Linked DNA regions of Homo sapiens: region 2 is linked to region 1. Evidence: chromatin loops called from intact Hi-C (ENCODE). Cell type or tissue: heart left ventricle. All regions are shown on one strand. Each heading gives the region's core, and the rest is flanking DNA. Links, peaks and the distances in the headings are about the cores only. Region 1 overlaps JMJD1C (jumonji domain containing 1C). Region 2 has its middle 250 kb from the start of REEP3.

Region 1 (9,510 bases), core at 1,511-9,510:
TGCATATGGGCATTTGGCTGTTCCAGTACTATTTGTTGAAAATACTACTTTTTAATGTTTTTCTTTTGAAAATGTAATACATAAACAGAAAAATTCAAAAGTATAAAAAGTTCACGGTGAAAATTCAGTATCTCACATTTTTCCCCCAGTTCCTTTTTTCCAGATGCAATCATTGTTACCCCAAAGAGATTCCATGCTTACACTTGTGTCCCTGCTGCTACTTTTTTGGGAACAGTGGTCTTTTAGTAGGCTCAAAGTGACCTTGTTAAAAAGTTAGGTTGGTTTACATATCCACACTTCCCCCTCTGTCTCACTGCCTTCATCTCGTATGGCTCTCCTAGTTCCTCTCTAGCCATCCTGCCCTCTTTGCTTCTTTCACACACACCAAGTATGTTTCCCCCCTCCCCCAGGGTTTTTGTGCTTCTTAATCTTTTTTGCTTGGAATCGTTTTTCTGTCAGGTATCTGTAAGACTTGCTTCTTTACACTTTTTTAGGCTTCATTCAAATTTCACCTTCTTGGTGAGGTCTAGTTTAAAGCTGTAAATTGTGTCCCCCAACTTTCTGTCGTCTTTCCTGCTTTATTTTCCTCCATTTCAGTTGTCACCTTAAAATATGCTTTATAATTTACTCACTTTGCTTGTCTTTTAACCCCCACTGGAACGTAAGCATGATGAAGTAAGAGATTTATCTTTTCCATTGCTCTCTTCCCATGCCTAGAATAATGCACTTAATGTTTGTATTATTAATAAGTCTCTATTCTGAAGGCCAGAAAATACGTTCTCAGTAACAACATGTTTTTGCACAAGGGTAGAGGAAAACAAATTTATGGCTTTCTATAATTTATATGTATTGGGCTTTTTGTAAAACATGTAAATGTTTACTTCTTCCTATATGTGCTTTCTCTGGCTACTTCCAAAAGTTTACTTAGGTTGGAATCCACTTTATGTCTATACACATTTTCTTTGAGATAGTTAGAAAATTCACATAGATTATAGAAACAAGATTACATCTATAAAAAATGTTATATCTAAATACACCAAGGCAGCATATATGACCTAGACTGACAAATTATATTCTGAGCTCTGCCACTAAATTGCTGAGTGATCCAAAACAAGATCTAACTTCTTTGCTACATATTTTGGCACAGAAATTGCCAGCTGTACAAAAGGGAATTGCTACCTTTCCTCTCCTGTGGGGTGTAATGACAACAACACAGCTCTTTATACTCTGTTGAAAGGATGTTGTCCGTAATTCACAATTGGTGGCAATGCAGTTTTAAGAGAAAATTCAAGGGAAGTAATAAGTGTTTACAATATTAACCTGGATTTGAGATGCATTATTACTTACAACCTGTTTAGGTCTTAGAAGTTCTGAAAACTGTTAATGACTTCAACACTTCCAGTAGGCTATAGGTGGCCCTCAGAATAATCAGACTCTAAATCAGTATTCTGACACTTCAGCATATGTTAGAATTTCATGGAGGGCTTGATAAAGCAGATTGCTGTACCCCACCACCAGAGTTTCTGATTTCAATGGGTCTGGGGAGGGACCTGAAACTATAGATTTCTGACAAGTTTCCAGGAAATGCTGATTTTACTGTTCAGGGACCACACTTTGGAAACCACACAAATAGGAATCTCATGCAAACCCAAGGCACCTATCAAAAAATTTTCAACCAAGTGATTCTGCATGACAAGGGCCAGCAGTGCTAGGGAAGAAACAACATTCTGTTCTTTGGCCCGTCAGCAATGACCATTGCCAGAGCCAAACTGAGAAGAGTGGGCTGTCTGTTCAAGGAAGCTGAGATATATAATCTTAGCAAGCTGAGGGAAAGCAGCATAGCCACAGCCCTCTTTATATGCTAAGAACTATTCTAGAATTGGAGACTTACAAATCTTACCTTGGTAACTGGGACTCAGTCTGTGAAACTCCTGTACATCCCTCCACAGAGCAATGACCCTGACCTCCAGGATTTTTGTCTCAGCTGTAGTATTCTGAGGTTTAGAGTGGCCTTTACTTAAAAACAGCAACAGTTGTTTTTTTTTTAAGTTAACACATAATCTTTAGTAAAATTTGTCGAAAAATACTAACTTTGATTGTGTTTGGTCATTTATCATGAGTTTAGAAAATTGTAAAGTTGTAATTCTCTGTATTTATATGACCAAAAGGACTTCTTGGCAAAATCTTTCCACACTAAGTTCTCACAAATAACTGAGTAAATAGCAATCACAGTGTCAATATAATAACCTTCCTACTATGAATACAAATTATATTTTCTTAACATTACCTATTTATAATTATAACTGATGCTTTTAGGCAAGTATGAATAAGACAATGTCAAGGAAGTGAAATATAAATGAGTCAAATGTGGCAAAGAAAAGGGATAATCAGAATGAGAAGCTGAGTTGTGTTCTGCTTTAAAACTGAACCTTGGCTCTTCAAAGTAACCCTCAAGCCTTTATCCAAAATATATCAGGTAGGGGTCATTAGGAAACCTAATAGCATCTTGTAAGCACTAATAAAGGTTACTGTTCTAAAAGTCATTTTAAAACAACCATAAGCTGGCAAAGACTGACAGAATGAACTTTTTCAGAACTCTGGAATCTAATTGAAAACTTACAACAGCAACCAAGAGACTGCTTAATGAAGAAAAGGGCAGCTGATTTTTGGCATTTAAGGAAATCTCTGTTAGGTAACTGGCTGACCAGTGAGATAGTGGAACAGAGACTTCAGTGACCACACCCAACAAGGAATACTGCCTTTGCAAAAACAGTTTGGAAAAGTCACTAAACAAATGGATGACTGGAGCCCTCAGGAATCAACAACAGCAAACCCTGAGGCAGGGAGAGAATATGATTACCCATTGTAATGTTCAGATGCCCAGTTTTCAACAGAAAGGTATAAGGCATACACAGAAAGAGGAAAGTATGGCCCATTCAAAGGGAGAAAATAAATTGGCAAAAACCTTCCCCGGGAAGCCCAGACATTGGACTTACTACTAGACAACTGTCTTAAATATGCTCAAAGAGCCAGCAGAAATCAGGAAAACGATGGATGAACAAAGTGAGAATATCAATAAATTATATAAAAAAAGAACCAAGTATACATTTTGGAGCTACAAATGATTTTAGGACATGCTAGAGCTAGATATACCAAAAGTTCTTTCATGCTAAAACTTTGGAAAGACTTACTCTCCTTAAGTTCAGATAAATGAAAGACATAAGGAGAGAGGGCATTTGGAGACTCTGTATGCTGGTATGAGAGTTAATAAGCAGGACTGTAAAGCATCTGTTAGACAAGACACCGCAGGAGTTGGGCTCCTGTTGACTTGCCATTTATTGGCTGATTTGTCTTGGGACAGGCGCTGAACATCTCATCCATAGTTTCCTGCTCTGTGAAATAGAGCATCTGTTCTACAGACACATTATGAAGAGCCAGTGAGACTGTACAGAAATGCTGAAAATGTGAGGCATCCACTATGTTCATCCTCCAGAGGAACCAACAGCCTAATGATTAAAGAAAGAGAATGTTTACTTTACTATGCTACCAAGTTATCAATAGAGGCACAGTGCTTGAGTTAAAGAACTCTGCAGACTTCAGCAGCTGTTCAGGTGGTCATTATGCCCAGAGGAGGAATTCTAGCCCCTCTGGAATTCCATCACCCTATCATCAATTAGATTTTTTTTCCCCACAGTCTCCATTTCCCACTTACTATCTCTTTCATCTCACTCCTCCCAATTAAATTTATTTTGCATACTTAGAGTAACTTTAAATGCTTAGTTTTTCAATTATTTCTCCTTTCCCAGGAATTTTTATGATGTTTTTTAATATCACTAGAAGACAATCTAGAAACACCACAAATCCCAGATTGGATCAGCTTGGGCCTTCCTCTGTTGTTTTACTGGCATTAATAGAAAGCAGCTCTAATAGTCAAGTGCAAAGTCAGTTTGTAAATGCTGAACAAATAACAGATAAGACTATTGACTGGCTTCTTGGGAAAACTGTTTGGTCAGGAGAGAGAAAACTGTTGAAAAACTGTTGTACTGATGTCACCGGTGATTGAAGGGGTATCTTTAATTGGCTAATTTGAAAGAAAGTCACAAAAGAAAGGCATGAATAACCAAAATCCTGGGATATTTCTGAAACTCAGTCGAGGTCAGTAGATCTGTCTGGGACTACATTTTCCATCCCAGTTCCTAACAAAGTTTCATTTTCTTTTCTTTATTCTCTGATGTAAGAGTTAACAGTGAAATGACCAAAATCCTGAAAGCCAATGGAGCAACAATAAACATACTCAGATAGATTGCCTCATAAATTCTTTCAAGTTAGTTTTTAAAAGTAACACATTTTTTAAAAGTCCACTTTGGCAAAATTGATAATTTAATATCTGGTTATCAGCCTCTCCAAAGGATTCCTGGAAAAGTTATTTTCTTTTTATCATTTAAAAATATTCCATTTACAAAGTCACTTTACATGAAGCTTTTCAGTGACATAACTTTCTCATAAAATGTGGTCTTCTGCTTTAAAATCCATTTGATGTTTTGGAGAAAGTAAATTCTCCAGCAGAATTGTCTCTTGTGTTTATTGGTTTTAAATAACTTGGCTTTTCTTTGCTCCACCTCCTAAAACTTGTATTTCACGGTTTTTCTTTTGGGGATAGGTTCAGAATTTTCACAGCTGTATTCAGGTAACTGAAGATTTTGTGTCTCCAGAACATCTTGTAGAGTCATTTCATTTAACACAGGAACTGAGACTTTTGAAGGAAGAAATCAATTATGATGATAAACTACAGGTAAGAGTTGGGTGTTCTAGGTCCTGTTCTTCAGGCTTTTTATATTCAGAAATATGATACATGTATAACAGCTTAGGCAGTCATTGCCTAGTTGGTCACATTAGGGTGACAACCAAAGATTAACACCAACATGTATTTAATTGTATGATTTATAGTGTCCCTTTTGGCTTAACACTTTCAAACATTTTTCTTATATTTGGCTTTCCTAGTTCCCTATTATTTTTTTAAATCTGGAAGTTGTCATTTTTTAATTAATTTCTGTCGAACTGAAGTGATTAGAAATATCAACATCTCTTTCAGGTTAAAAATATTTTGTATCATGCAGTCAAAGAAATGGTGAGAGCCTTGAAGATACACGAGGATGAAGTAGAGGATATGGAAGAAAATTAAGTGTGATCCAGTTTGATATTTTTAGGTTGTTGAACTGGGATTACTTAACCTTGAATGATGATATGTATGCACACTGACTTTAAGCTTCATAAAACCATCAGTGCCAAGAAATTCTCTTTGTAGTAATTACTTGTTACTGACACCACAGCAGTATAGCATATGTCACAGCTCCTGTGATTCAATGTTATAAAACAAGCAGAATTTTAAAAGCAGCACTATATAGCTGTTTTGTATTATAGTGTATATGATGTTTGTGAAAATGCCAGATTTAAAATGATGTATTTATTTTTGGTAAAAAATAAAAAATTCTATGCTATATTGTTGATCAAGTGTAAATGTGACCTTGTACAGTTTACTAAAATTACTGATATTTTTCACTACATTGAGACAGTTACTGTGAGAATAGGACACAAACACCAGCTATTGCCTGCATCTGGGAAATTGCTGAATCGCACAGCAGTCATGTCATAATCAGAAAATTACTGCCAAATAATTGTAAAATTTGTAAAGTATAAAGTATATAAAGTAGATACTAAATACAGACACTTCAATATTTTGTTGAAGCTATTGACTGTACAATTAAACATTTTCAAAAGGTGTAATTTATTTAAAATTGTCTCATTTTGGTAAAATTTATGTGAACTTTTAAAGCTAAATATTAAACTTAATATGCTATGTAAATATATACATATATACATTTAATGATGTATTTTTTTAAAACATTGGCTTGCTTTTGTTAAAGTGCAAGTGTTACATATGGCTTTGTACATTAAAGTTGAAAGGGGTTTTACATTTTCCATTAAAAGGACTTTATCAAAAATTGACTTTTTCCAGAGTACTCCCTCTGTTGACAAGCATGACACTGGGGGCAGAGAAGAGCCCGAAGTCAGTCATCCTGGGTATAAATATGAGTTCTGCCACTTACTGTATGACCTTAGAAAGTTATTTTAATTAATTTGAAGTCTTGGTTTTAATAGCTGGCTGCTATTGTCGGTTGGTTAAGGCTGACATATTCCCAACCCTTTAAGTTACTGGAAAGATGTAGCTCTCCACTGACACCTGCAGGATATTGAGAGGATAGCCTTTCTTCTCAACTGAAAGCATTCAGCTTAAAAGAAAAAAGTGGGAGTCCAAGTTGTGACACCTTGCAAGTTGCTTAGTTTATACTGTTTTTCCTTATGTCACCATCGTTTAGCTCCATGTAATCTGTTACAACACCCTCCACTTCAGGCAAGGTTCAGCCAGGAATGTGAGCAATTACATTTCATGTGAATTACCTACATGTGGCATTTCACATTAATTACCTATACTTATCATGGGATGGATAATGACTACTTGGCTAGAAAGAAAAATTGGCCTGAGGAATATTTCAGATGATTTTGTGAACCTTCTTTGGTGAGCTTTTGACTTTTTTAAATACCATTTTTCCAAATGTGCCTCAGCTGATAAAGTGGCTTTTGTCTAATGCTTTCATATGTTCCATCTGATTTAATTTTGATGTAAAATTAAGTGAAAGCCAAGGTGTTAATTCTGGAGTAGAGTACCACCTGCTGGTCCCCTAAAGCCTGCCAGGATCCCAAAGTCTGTGGTGATTGTTTTTCCTCAAAACCTTTTGCTTCTCTTGCTCTTGCATGAGCCACCTTTTAACCATATTTACAACTTATTCTGAATAGCTGAAGCTAACGAAGATAAAGCCAGGTAATGTGGCTTGTTTCAGTGCAAACCCACCTTAATGACAGTATTCTATCCGTAGTCTGAAGAATATTGTATCCATAGTCTGAATTCCATGCTGCTGACCTAATTAATTCCTTGTAAATCTGGGGTGAAGAGAGAGGACCATAATGCTTACATCCTTAATGACATTTGTAAGCTTTTTGGAAGGCTGGGGAGTTGATTGATTGCTGATTACTCCCTAATCACTGGAGCAGTTCCTCTGGCCTTTTTCTCTCCATCCTTTTGGTTGGGTCTGATGCGCCTCAGGAGTATGTCTGAGTATGTCAGCTCCCTCCAGACGGTGGTATGGTGTTATCTTAAATGTGTACAATAATTTGAGAAACAACAAAGAGCCTTTATAAAGGGAAAGTCGTGGTGAATACTTTACTTTAGTTCTTTCCCATTCTAGTGTATAATGTTTTTTGAGACACTCTCGCTCTGTTGCCCAGGCTGCAGTGCAGTGGTGCAATCATAGCTCACTGTAGCCTTGAACTCCTGGGCTCAGGTGATCCTCCTGCCTCAACCTCCCGAGTAGCTGGGACTATAGGCACGCATCACTGTGCTCAGCTAATTTTTTTTTCTTTTGGAGACTGAGTTTCACTCTGTCACCCAGGCTGGAGTGCAATGGCGTGATCTTGGCTCACTGCAACTTCCGCCTCCCAGGTTCAAGTGATTCTCCTGCCTCAGACTCCGGAGTAGCTGGGACTACAGGTGCATGCCACCACACTTGGCTAATTTTTCTATTTTTCATAGAGATGATGGGGTTTCACTACGTTGGCGAGGCTGGTCTCGAACTCCTTACCTGATGATCTGCCAGTCTCAGCCTCTCAAAGTGCTGGGATTAGAGGCGTGATTTTTAAAATGTTATTTATTTATTTATTTTATTTATTTATTTATTTATTTATTTAGAAGAGATGAGGTCTCTCTCACTACGTTACCAAGGCTGGTCTCTCCTGAGCTCAAGTGATCTTCCCACCTCAGCCTCCCAAAGTGCTGGGATTACAAGTGTAAGCCACCACACCTGGCCCTAATTGATAATGTTTTTACTGGAATATGGATTTTTCATGAATAATCAATACGTGCATTCAAATTCATTTCTGCCATGCATCTGGGGACTGTAATACCCAGACGAATCAGTGTCTGGTTTTCTGTCACTTCCCTTCTTGGTAGATGGGTTATGGATTTAATAACATCTGGGTAAAATTAATAAGCTTCAGAAAAGTGCTGTCATACCTTTACTTTGCTCTGTGCATGTATACCATAGATAGATTGATACAACATGTTCTGTTTCTAGATGCCAGCCTATTAAAGATGCTCTCACAAATGAGATCAGCAGTCAGCCATGGGAGAGGAAAAAGTGATTTAGTTATTCTATATAATGGTTTTTTTGTTTTTTGTTTTTGTTTTTGTTTTTGATACGGAGTTTGCTAATTTGCTGTTGTCATCCAGGCTGGAGTGCAGTGGCACCATCTCGGCTCCCTGCAACCTCTGCCTCCCAGATTCAAGTGATTCTCCTGCCTCAGCCTCCCAAGTAGGTGAAGTTACAGGCCCACACCACCATGCCCAGCTAATTTTTGTATTTTTAGTGGGGATAGGGTTTCACCATGTTGGCCAAGGCTGGTCTTGAACTCCTGACCTCAGGTGATCCGCCCACCTTGGCCATCCAGAGTGCTGGGATTACAAGCGTGGGACACCACGCCCAGCTAGTTATCATTCTGTATTCAATACAGTATTCAGTATGAATTGGGATAACAAGTTGGCCAAGACACAAGGTTATGTATGCTGCCAGGCCTGTCACCAGGATGCAGACTCAGACCTTTCCAACTGCAAAAGTTATGACATGGCCTGGTTATGCAATTACTATGTAAACCTAGATAGATATGCTTTGAAACCGTATAAAAATATAGCAAATGTGAGTAGTATGTGAAGTACTTTGGCTCCCACAGTAATCAGCCTGGTTCTTTTAATGACAATTAATTGACTTTTAAGTGACAATGAAATGTTGGCAGGCTCCAGGTCACTGGCTGCATGCCTTGTAAGTTAGTTCCCTTTCTTGGCTGGGGAGGTTTTCACAACTGGCTATAGCTAAAACAGGATTGTCCTTCTGTGTCTTGTCTGTGAAAAAGACCTCAGCCCTGGGGCCAGCGGAGGGTATACCAAGGACCTGTGTTGTATGGGTGGGTCAAATGGACTCCACTTTGAGAGGAAGGGCATTATGGGTACAGAAGCCAACACCACCTCACCACCCCTTAGTCTTTGACCCAAATTTTGCAGATGATAAAAGATGTGGAGAGCTGGATGAGTAAACAAATACACTTTGGGAGGCCAAGGTGGGCAGATCACGAGGCCAGAAGTTTGAGACCAGCCTGGCCAACATGGTGAAACCCCTTCTCTACTAAAAATATAAAAATCAGCTGGGCCTGGTGGCACAGGCCTGTAGTCCCAGCTACTCTGTAGACTGAGGCACCAGAATTGCTTGAATCTGGGAGGCAGAGGTTGCAGTGAGCCAAGACCGTGCCACTGCACTCCAGCCTGGGCGACAGAGCAAGACTTTCTCAAAAAAATAGAAAAAAAAAATGAGAAGGAAGTATAAGATGAGATGCGAACTGACTGCT
Region 2 (9,510 bases), core at 742-8,741, 600 kb before region 1:
ACAGGAATACTGGTTTATTAAAGAGGAAATTAGATTCAATTCCAGGATATGCCATTAAGTGTCTGGGTGACCTTGGGCAAGTCACTCAACCTCCCTGAACACCAGTTTCCTTTGTGTGAAATAAAAAGATTGGACAAAATAACCACTGAGGTCTCTTTAACATACTATAAGTCACATTTTGTTCTGTCTTTTCTTTTGATGACATCTTTTTGCTTCTCTTTTCCAAAACGTCAGTTCCCAAATTAAAAGGTGCAAAGTTTCATAAACTTCTCATAAATGACATTCATTCAATCCCTCCAAGGTTATTCTCTCTTATGTCCCACACTCTAGGATAGTTAGAGATACTCTGATCTCTGTTACACTTATTTCTACACATCACTTCAGTCCACAAAGGATTTGAGCCTGTCTAATTTCACTTCCAAAAATTTCAAATTCTCTTGCATGCATACTGTGCACAATATTATTTTAAGACTAAACCCTTTTCCAAAATGTGCTTAACAATGTTTACTTGGGTTTTTTCTCCATTAAAAGAGGAGAGTGACATATGTATAAAGAAGGATGCAAAATGAATGCAGACTGGATACGGGTGAGTTCCAGCCAACTGCCACCCTTTCTCCTGGCTTGATGGCTAATCACCAAAATACATTCCTGAGCTGTTCTCTCTCCTCATACATTCATTTAAGAATGAATTCACTTCTGTTTCAAGTTGTCCCATTTGGGAAAATCTAGATTGCATCAACAACAGCTTGAAAAAAGAATTGAGAGGAGTAGAAAGGCAAGAAAGAAGTCCTACAAATTAAAATAATCTTTTTAAGGTCTAAGGCAAGAAAGAAGTCCTACAAATTAAAATAATCTTTTTAAGGTCTAAGTCAAGAAAGAAAGCTCTGGCTCTCAGTGTACAGTCAGTCTATGCAAGGAAGTCTTTTTTGTATTTAGTAACCAAACATTTTAATAACATTAATTTGCTGTTAGTATGTAGAGCAACATCAAACTCCACAGTTGACATCTTTCTACTGACACAACCAACCACAAATCCTGGCTGGATTGTTAGCACAGTCCTGGACTGACATGTGCCTCATAGACCTGCCATGTTTTAGCTGGAATTCTCTCAGTACAGATGAGACTTATGTTTTGCAGAATTTTAAAAATAGAAAGACCCCAGGTTTTAATGGGTCTCCACTATACCAGCATCAATATTTTACATGATATTTCTTAAATATATATTCTTATAACATTTTAAATAATGAAGACTGCAAAGCTAGATATTTGGAAAAACAATATTTGGACCAATCAGGGCCTGAACCAAAGTGGAACCCAAGGGTCAAAATGAATCCCACTGATTTGATTCATTCATTTATTCAACAAACACATATCAAGCAACATCTCTTGGCAACTATTCTAGGCACTGTAGGGGATCTATAAAGCTCACAATGATCACACCCCAGGCCAAGCATGAGCCTATAATCCCAGGGTTTTAGGAGGCTGAGGTGGAAGGATCACTTGAGGCCGAGAGTTTGAGATCAGCCTGAGCAACACGGCAAGACCCTGTCTCTAAAAAAATTTTAAATTAGCCAGGTGTGGTGGCATACTGCTGTAGTCCCAGCTACTCAGAAGGCTGAGATGGGAGGATTGCTTGAGGCCAGGAGTTCAAGACTGCAGTGAGTAGTGAGCCATGATCACGCCACTGCACTCCAGCTGGGGCAACAGAGAGAGACCCAATCTAACCAAAAAAAAAAAAAAAAAAATGATTACACCCCAGAGCAGAGTGAAAAGTGGTACTACTGGAGAGGCATAAAGACAGTGCTCTATTCCCTCTGACAAGCCTATTAAAAAAGGACCTGATAACCTGAGAAATAGAAGTAAGTTCTAACTTCCTTCAGCCCCTACTAAGGTCAGGGCAGAGCAGGACATATGTAAACTCTGACCCAAAAACATACAATATTAGGGGTCACTGGTATCCTCCCAGAGGGATGCCAACATAGGTATCTGGCTAGAGGGGAAAGCTGAGCCTGCCTCAGGGAACAGGGCCTCTAGAAGTGGGGCCAGCCTCTCAGCTGTTCAGCCTTCACCTACCATGGAATCCCAGACACCAGGAAAAAATGATACCTTAGAGAAGAAGCCATTATAGACTAGAGGGGAATAGAAAAACAAGAATGAAGACCGATAAATTAAAACAATCTTTCCTCAACCCAAGACAGGAAAGGCTCATCTGGAGGAGGAAGGCTCTCTGATGGGTAGGAGAAGAAGGAGAATTATCAAAGTGAGCCCACCTCCTAGAACATTCTGCTTTGAACTGTGGGAAGAGATAAAGATAGAGAGAAGAATAGCTCAAGTGCTGATGAGTGACCAGGAGATTAAACAGCCTGAGGAACTGATGACAGGAAGTGGATTTTAAAGTAAAGACGATATAATTGAGCACACAGGCTCACTTGCCCTCAAACACACTAGAAAGAGTCAATTCAGTCTAAAGCCAAGTCTACCCAAGATCCCACTAGTCGCTCTTGCGAAAAATTCTGCCCCAGAGTTTCTTCTCCAGGCAGATCAGATGTGTGCCTCACAGGTAGGCAGCAGGAAGAAGGAGTTTCAACAGGTTATGAAGGGGGCGCCAAAAATCCAGCCTGTAGAACCTGTAAGTACAGAAGTCTCACACAAGAAAGGAAGACTAGAAGAAGTCAGGAGTGAATAGATTCACCAGCTGGGCGTTTGGGTTGTGAACGTCAGACGCTGAAGAGCTGGAAGAGAACAGAGAAGCCAGAGGTGGAGGCCCAAAGCTATCAGACATTGGGCAGAATTAACATTGAAAATGAAGGCAAGGCTTCGAAATACCATAAAATCATAGACCTACAGTAAGGGCCAATATCCCAGGGAACCTTCAGTGTTCAACTGAAACCACCAAATGGATCCATGACTATCTTGTCTAGCAAAGCAGATAACATCAGTCCCCATAGGACATAATCCCTGCATTTATGCTATCTTTGATTCAATCCCATCCTCCCTGGGTGTCTACCAGAAACATCTGAAACCCTTGTCAAAGTAAAATTCTCAAAAAGTTAAAAACATGATTCTCATACAAATATAAAATGAACATGAGTCAAGGATGTTATTTAATTCATTAATTAATGAGGAAACCAACAAGATGACAAAGCTTCTTCAAAGAGCATTTTGAGGATGTAGGTTTTCATAAGTATTTGGAACAATGTTAGAGCAAGATTACTAGGTTAGATACAAAACTGGCTAATGACATACAAGGCAATAAACCATAACTTTGGGGTTTTTTCCACTAAATAGAAATGATTTGAAAAATCTACATGTTAACGTGTAACTTCATTAAATCTGGAAACTAATTAATGGTAATGAGTGGGCTAAACAAACTTTATTCTCCTGCCTGGATAATTAAAAACTCTTTGGACAGGTCTGCTAAACTATGCTCCCATATGATCATAAAAGAACATATTACCAATCTTTCTGTCTCATTTCTGAGTTTTAGGTACTTTTTCTTAACTCCTTGATGCTTAATTTTGTAATAGAAGGTGGGTAAATCTTATTATTCACAGAAGCTAGAGAAACATCACCCCTAAATTTTTGAAAACTGGACTGTCCTTACAAAATTTTGACTTTGGCTTGACCTCTTAGCAAGAGGAATGGTGTGTGAGGAAAGAGAAGAAATTCTTGATAAGAAGGGTCAGCTAGATGGCAAAAACAACTAACCCCTGCTGGCCTCAGCCATATGCCAGCCTGCTAGATTTTGCTGACTATGTCACACTGAAATCTGGAGTTCACCTCTCTCTGAGCCAGATGAACCACCTAAGTGTGGTTTCCTGGAGATGATACCACTGCAGTTAGAAATCCAAATGCATCCCCTGCAGAAATAGAAGCTCCTCAGGAGAGTGAGAACAAAGACTACCCTTTAACTGTGACACAAAAACTAGCTTCAAGGTCCCCTGAAGAGAGCACTGGCTGAAGCAGGTGGCATGGCCCTTCAGGTGTGGCCTGTCCAGGAAAATGCAGTTGACACAACCAACTCCACACAAGACCAAGAGTAATTAACAACCCCATCTAGAACCTACCGTAGAAGGAAGAATCAGTGTCTTACAGTGCATATTCACTGAAACCAAAATATTTCCCCCTTTATTCTTGTATTTCATAACCTGTTTCTGTATATGAGAAAAAAAAGAAAAATGTCTATTATCTGTTAAGAAGGAGCCAAAGGGCTGGGCACAATGGCTTATGCCTGTAATCCTAACACTTTGGGAGGCCGCGGCAGGCGGATTCCTTGAGCTCAAGAGTTCAAGACCAGCCTGGGCAACATGGTGAAACCTCGTCTCTATAAAGAATACAAAAATGAGCTGGACATGGTGGTACATGCCTGTAGTCCCAGCTACTTGGGGAACTGAAGCAAAAGGATCACTTGAGCCTGGGAGGTCAAGGCTTCAGTGAGCCATGAGTGTGCCACTTCATCCCAGCCTGGGCATTAGATCAAGACTTGGTCTCAAAAAAATAAAATGAGCAAAAGGTCAGTAAGACATTTTCACATAAAGGCACAGAACTGTATCCTGGGAACAGGATTGACACAAGCATGAAAGTAAGGCCCAGGTATATAAAACAGGGGAATAAGATCAGATTGGTGGTTCAAATGAATTTTACCAAAGGATTTGCCTGGTATCTATCTGCTCTTGTGCTGGGCTGAGGTGGTGGGAGTAGGAAAGATAACCTGTGACCTCCTAAAGGTAAATATCAAAACCACAATGAGATATCATTTCATACCCACTAGGATGACTATAAGCAAAAGGAGAAAATGGAAAATCACAAGAGTTGACAAAGATGTGGAGAAACTGGAACTCTCACACATTGGTGGGAATACAAAACGGTGCAGCCACTGTGGAAAATAGTTGGGCAGTTTCTCAAGAAGTTAAACATAGAATTACCATATAACTAAGCAATTGCACTCCTAGGTATATACCCAAAAGAATTGAAAACAAGTACAAGTATATGAATGTTCACCTCAGCACTATTCATGATAGCCAAAGGTGGAAGCCAAATATCCATCAACAGATGAATGGATAGACAATGTGATATGCACATATAATGAAATGGAAAATTATTTAGCCATTAAAACGAATGAAGTATTGACACATGCTACAACGTGATGAACCTCAAGAACACAATGCTAAGTGAAGGAAACCAGACACACGAGGTCACATTTTGTATGATTTCATTCACATGAAATATCAGAAAAGATAAATCTATAAATACAGATACCAGAATGATGGTTGCCAGAACTGAAAGGAAAAGAGAGTAGGGAGTAGCTGATTAATGGGTACAGGGTTTCACTTTGGGATGAGGAAAATATTTTGGAACTAGATAGAGCTGTTAGTTCCACAATACTCTGGACGTGCTAAATGTCACTGAATTGTACACTTGAAATGGCTAATTTTCTAGTTATGTGAATTCCAACTCAATTTTTAAAAGTGAAACAGGAAATATCAGCAATGACAATAATGGCAAAGGTTCCAAACAGTAAAGCTCCAAGTCTGTACAATGACCTTCAAAATGTGAAAATATTCAGAGTAAACCAAAGTTTGGACAGAAGGGGGAGCAAGAAACACACAGAAATATAGAATTTATATGGGAAAAAAAGATTCAGAAAATACATTGATTTTTTTTCCAGGATCATGTCACCACCACGCTTCTCCTTGTATGAGTTATCTTCTGTAAAAATAGAAAAGAATAAAAAACCAAATCCCTCAATACCGAAAAAGAAATACTGAAGAATGATAGAATTTACAGCAGGAAGGGTTGACTGGAGAGATCATTCAGTCTAAACACCCTTATTTTGCAGATGGAAAAACCAAGACTCAGAGAGATGAAATGCCTTTCCCAACATCACATGGCAGAGCTGGACTAGCAACAAGGGGTTGGTTGGGGACTGTGCTTTCCGTGATGGAAGCTCCAACTGTGTTCTCTGTGGTTTTACGGTATTTTTTTTTTCTCTTGAATCACATAACTAAAATGTTTCCAGGCCTGTCAAGTCAGTGTCTGCCACCCCCTCTTCAGCTTTGCAGCACTCACAGCCAAGGAAAATCAGGTTAAAATTAACATCTCTAGAGCAACCATAAATGGAAAAGTCCCAAATATGCAGCCCATTGTGTCTAATAAGTCAGCAAAGTAAGGAGTACACTCTGCTTTGGTCCTGGGTGAAGAAATGGGTGACTGAAGAGTGCAACCTGAATGTCAACAGGGGCCACCACATCCTTTAAGAGTCAAACCAAACGGCCTGATCTCCTAACCCAGAGGCCTGTCTTCTAGATCATTTCTTCCAGCCCTTGCTTTCTGTACTCAAGGACTTAAACAAAGACCACTTCTCCTAAGGCCAGCTGTCAAAATAACATTTTCTCTTTCTCAGCTGCATGTATGCTCTGGGAGTCCTTTTGAACTTGCAGGCACATTCCTTTCTTCCCCTCCTCCCTACACCAGTAACCAGTGTTGACGAGAAGAGTCAAACTTCATAAAACATTTTAAGAGACTTATTCTGAGCCAAACATGAGTGACCATGGCCATGACACAGCCCTCAGGAGGTCCTGAGAACACGTGCCCAAGGTGGTCTGGGCACAGCTTGGTTTTATATATTTTAGGGAGGCCTGAGACGTCAATCAAATACATTTAAGAAATACATTGGTTTCGTTCAGAAAGGTGGGGCAACTCAAAGCGGGGGCTTCCAGGCTATAGATAAATTTAAACTCTTTCTGGTTGATAACTGGTTATCTGAAGACCTGGGATCGAAGGAAATGTTCAGGTTGAGATGAAAGATGTGGAGACTAAGTTTTATTGTGCAGAGGAAGCTCTCAGCAGACTTTACAGAGAGCAGGTTGAAAAATGTTTCCTATCAGACTTAAAAGGGTACCTGCCTCTTAGTTGATTATCTCCTGGATCTGAAAAGGAAGGAAGGAAAACAAAGGGGAAAGAGGATTCCCTACAGAATGTGGATTTTTCCCACAAAAGACTTTGCAGGGCAATTTCAAGGTATGGCAAGGAAATATATTTTGGGGTAAAACATTTTTATTTTTTCCCTTGTTATGCCAGAGTCAGGTTGGAAAGTAAGTCACGATATATAGGGTAAAATAAAACCCATCTGATGAGAATTTATGGCTTGTAGGGCATGACTCCCCAGACACCTTAGAAAGGAATTTGGGCAAGATAAAAAAAATCAGAGCTTAGTCCACACCAGCATGGGTCACTTCTTTGTGGGGCCACCTCAGAAAATGGGGCCAGGAGTAGAGACCCTAAAGGTGTCTGAATTCAAGATTATAACGCAAGTAAGTGGCAGTCACAGCCAGAACTAAACCAAAAGCTTCTTGCTCTGAGAGGATTACCACAAACTGAATGCCAGAACCTAACACATCGTTATTTAATTTTGCTAAAAAGGGTTATTTGCCTTCATTAAATTTTCAAACTTTTAGTTCCTGAAATACAATTTTCTTATTAAATTGTACCAATATACCACAATGTTATGCCAAAAAGGCCTCTCTCTCCTAATTATTTAATTTTGAATAAAATTCAGATTAACAGTGTGGGCTCTGGAATTTGAATATTTAATTTTCAGATCTCGGCATCGCCTATTATCTGCGCAGTCTTAGGCATGGTATTTAACCTCCCTGGACCTCAGTTTACTCATCCGTAAAATGAACACAACAATGAGCACCAACCTCTTAAAGCCATTGTGAGAAAAAAAAAAAAAAAAAAAGAAAACATTTAAAGTACACAAATGAGTTCCTGGCACATTGGAAAAGCTCAATAAATGTTACCTATCATTACCTTTCCCCAAAATGGGGCATTCTCCAATTGTAGAGAAGAATCTGTTCCCAGTCAGGAGTAGACTACTGCTGATATGTTTGGGTAACTGATCTTCAGGAACACCTCATGCCCTGACCTGTCTCTTCTGAACTTCCACAAACTCAAAAGGGATTCATGAGTCATAAGAGCCTGACTCCTATTAAGACTTTATTCCCTCTCCAACATCCTAGAAACCATCTGCTTGACTATCCCTAGCAACAGGAAACTCATCCCTTCCCCATGCTGTCCATGTCATTTTTGGATGGCTTATGGCTTCCATGCCTACCTCCATCCTGTGGGGCCATTCAGCAGAAGTCTCGCCAATTTCATATGCTTAGCCCTTCAGACATGTGAAGATGAGGTAGGAGGTGGGATTGACTCCAGGGGTGGGGCCAAGACACTGGACCAGATTGAGGACTAGCTAAAACAGGGCAGGGTTGGGGGGGAGGTGGCAAGGCAGCTTTCAATCATGCCCACCAGTGTGTCATGTCGCTATGGCAACACCCGGGAGTTACCGTCCCTTTCCATGGCAAGGACCCAATGATTACTACATCTTCCCTAGACATTTCTGCATAAACTGCCCCTTAATCTGCATGCAATTAAAAGTGGGTATAAATATGACTACAAAACTGCCCTGAGCTGCTACTTTCTGCCTACTCAGTAGCCCTGCTCTGCAGGAGCAGTCATAGAGCTGTAACACTGTCTCTTCGATAAAGCTGTTTCCTTCTACCTCTGGCTTGCCCTTGAGTTCTTTCTTGGACAAAGCCAAGAACCCAGTGGGCTAAACTCCACTTTGGGGCCTGCCTACCCTGCATCAAAGACAGTATCACATTCTGGGCTGAATACTTTTACATTCCCAACCTGTTACCCCAAGGGCCTGATTTAGAGTTCCCTCCACAGGAACTCCTGCTTGTGAATATGCCTCAGAACTGCCCATACCTCAAAGGGAGTCTGTCCAGAGAAGAGGCCACGGTTGGAGAGAAACGTAAAGAAGATAGGGAAGACAGGGAGACAAGGTATTTTCCTCATCCTTCTAAGGCCACTCCTTCACCCTCTTTTTCATCATTCTGTGCTCCTGAGAATCTTCAAAAACACGGCATTGGCTTTTTTCAAACATTTCCCAAGTTGAATGAAATGTCAGTGATCTTTCAATGAAGACCTATTGAAGCAATGTATGCTTTCTATGTGACTTTAGGAAGGGAGGAAAGAGAAGGAACAAAGTGTGTGCTCTAAGTACTACGTATTAAGCTCCATGCTGTCTATTTCTCATAAACAACAAACATAAGGGGCATTCTAATTATATTCTCCACTTTAAAGATGAGGAAACTGAGGCTCTGGGAGCTCTAGCAGCCCTCAATCACTGAGCAGTTGGACCAGGATGAACTCGGAAATCCCAGGTCAACTACCATGTGCTTTCTTTCTGTTTTAGACATGTCTTCCAGGGCCCATCACCAATGTGCTCAGACTCAGCTGCTGAGCAAACTGATGACTCACATTGAGCCTACAATTGCTGCCTTGACTGGGCTCCACCAAACTACCATAGCAATAAAGTATCTCCCTAAACCAAGGCTCAGCAAGGTACAGCCATGGGTCATACCTCACCACCACCTGTTTTTGTAAATAAAGTTTTATTGGGCCACAGCCACCCCCGTTTGTTTACATATTGTCTGACACTTTCAC

Evidence for each region. A loop is a pair of places that touch in the nucleus more often than their neighbours do. Peaks named below come from ENCODE experiments on the same cell type or tissue, not always from the same donor. Only the 100,000 strongest peaks of a DNase experiment are listed, where the experiment ranks them.
Region 2: a loop joins it to region 1, with 9 times the contacts of the local background. A loop is called at or near these places in 30 of 110 quality-filtered maps.

What each region holds. Positions count from the first base shown.
Region 1 is chr10:63,163,717-63,173,226 of GRCh38, reverse strand. JMJD1C (jumonji domain containing 1C) reads left to right here. Exons shown (of 26, transcript NM_032776.3): 25 at 4,661-4,792; 26 at 5,093-6,002. The coding sequence ends at 5,182. Among named protein-coding and RNA genes, the nearest start is that of NRBF2, 35 kb to the right of the region's middle. In heart left ventricle, for the core only: a CTCF peak has its summit at 6,243 (motif pointing left); no DNase peak of the experiment used is centred there; H3K27ac peaks cover 470 bases.
Region 2 is chr10:63,763,803-63,773,312 of GRCh38, reverse strand. No RefSeq gene overlaps it. Among named protein-coding and RNA genes, the nearest start is that of REEP3, 250 kb to the right of the region's middle. In heart left ventricle, for the core only: a CTCF peak has its summit at 5,581 (motif pointing right); no DNase peak of the experiment used is centred there; H3K27ac peaks cover 1,797 bases.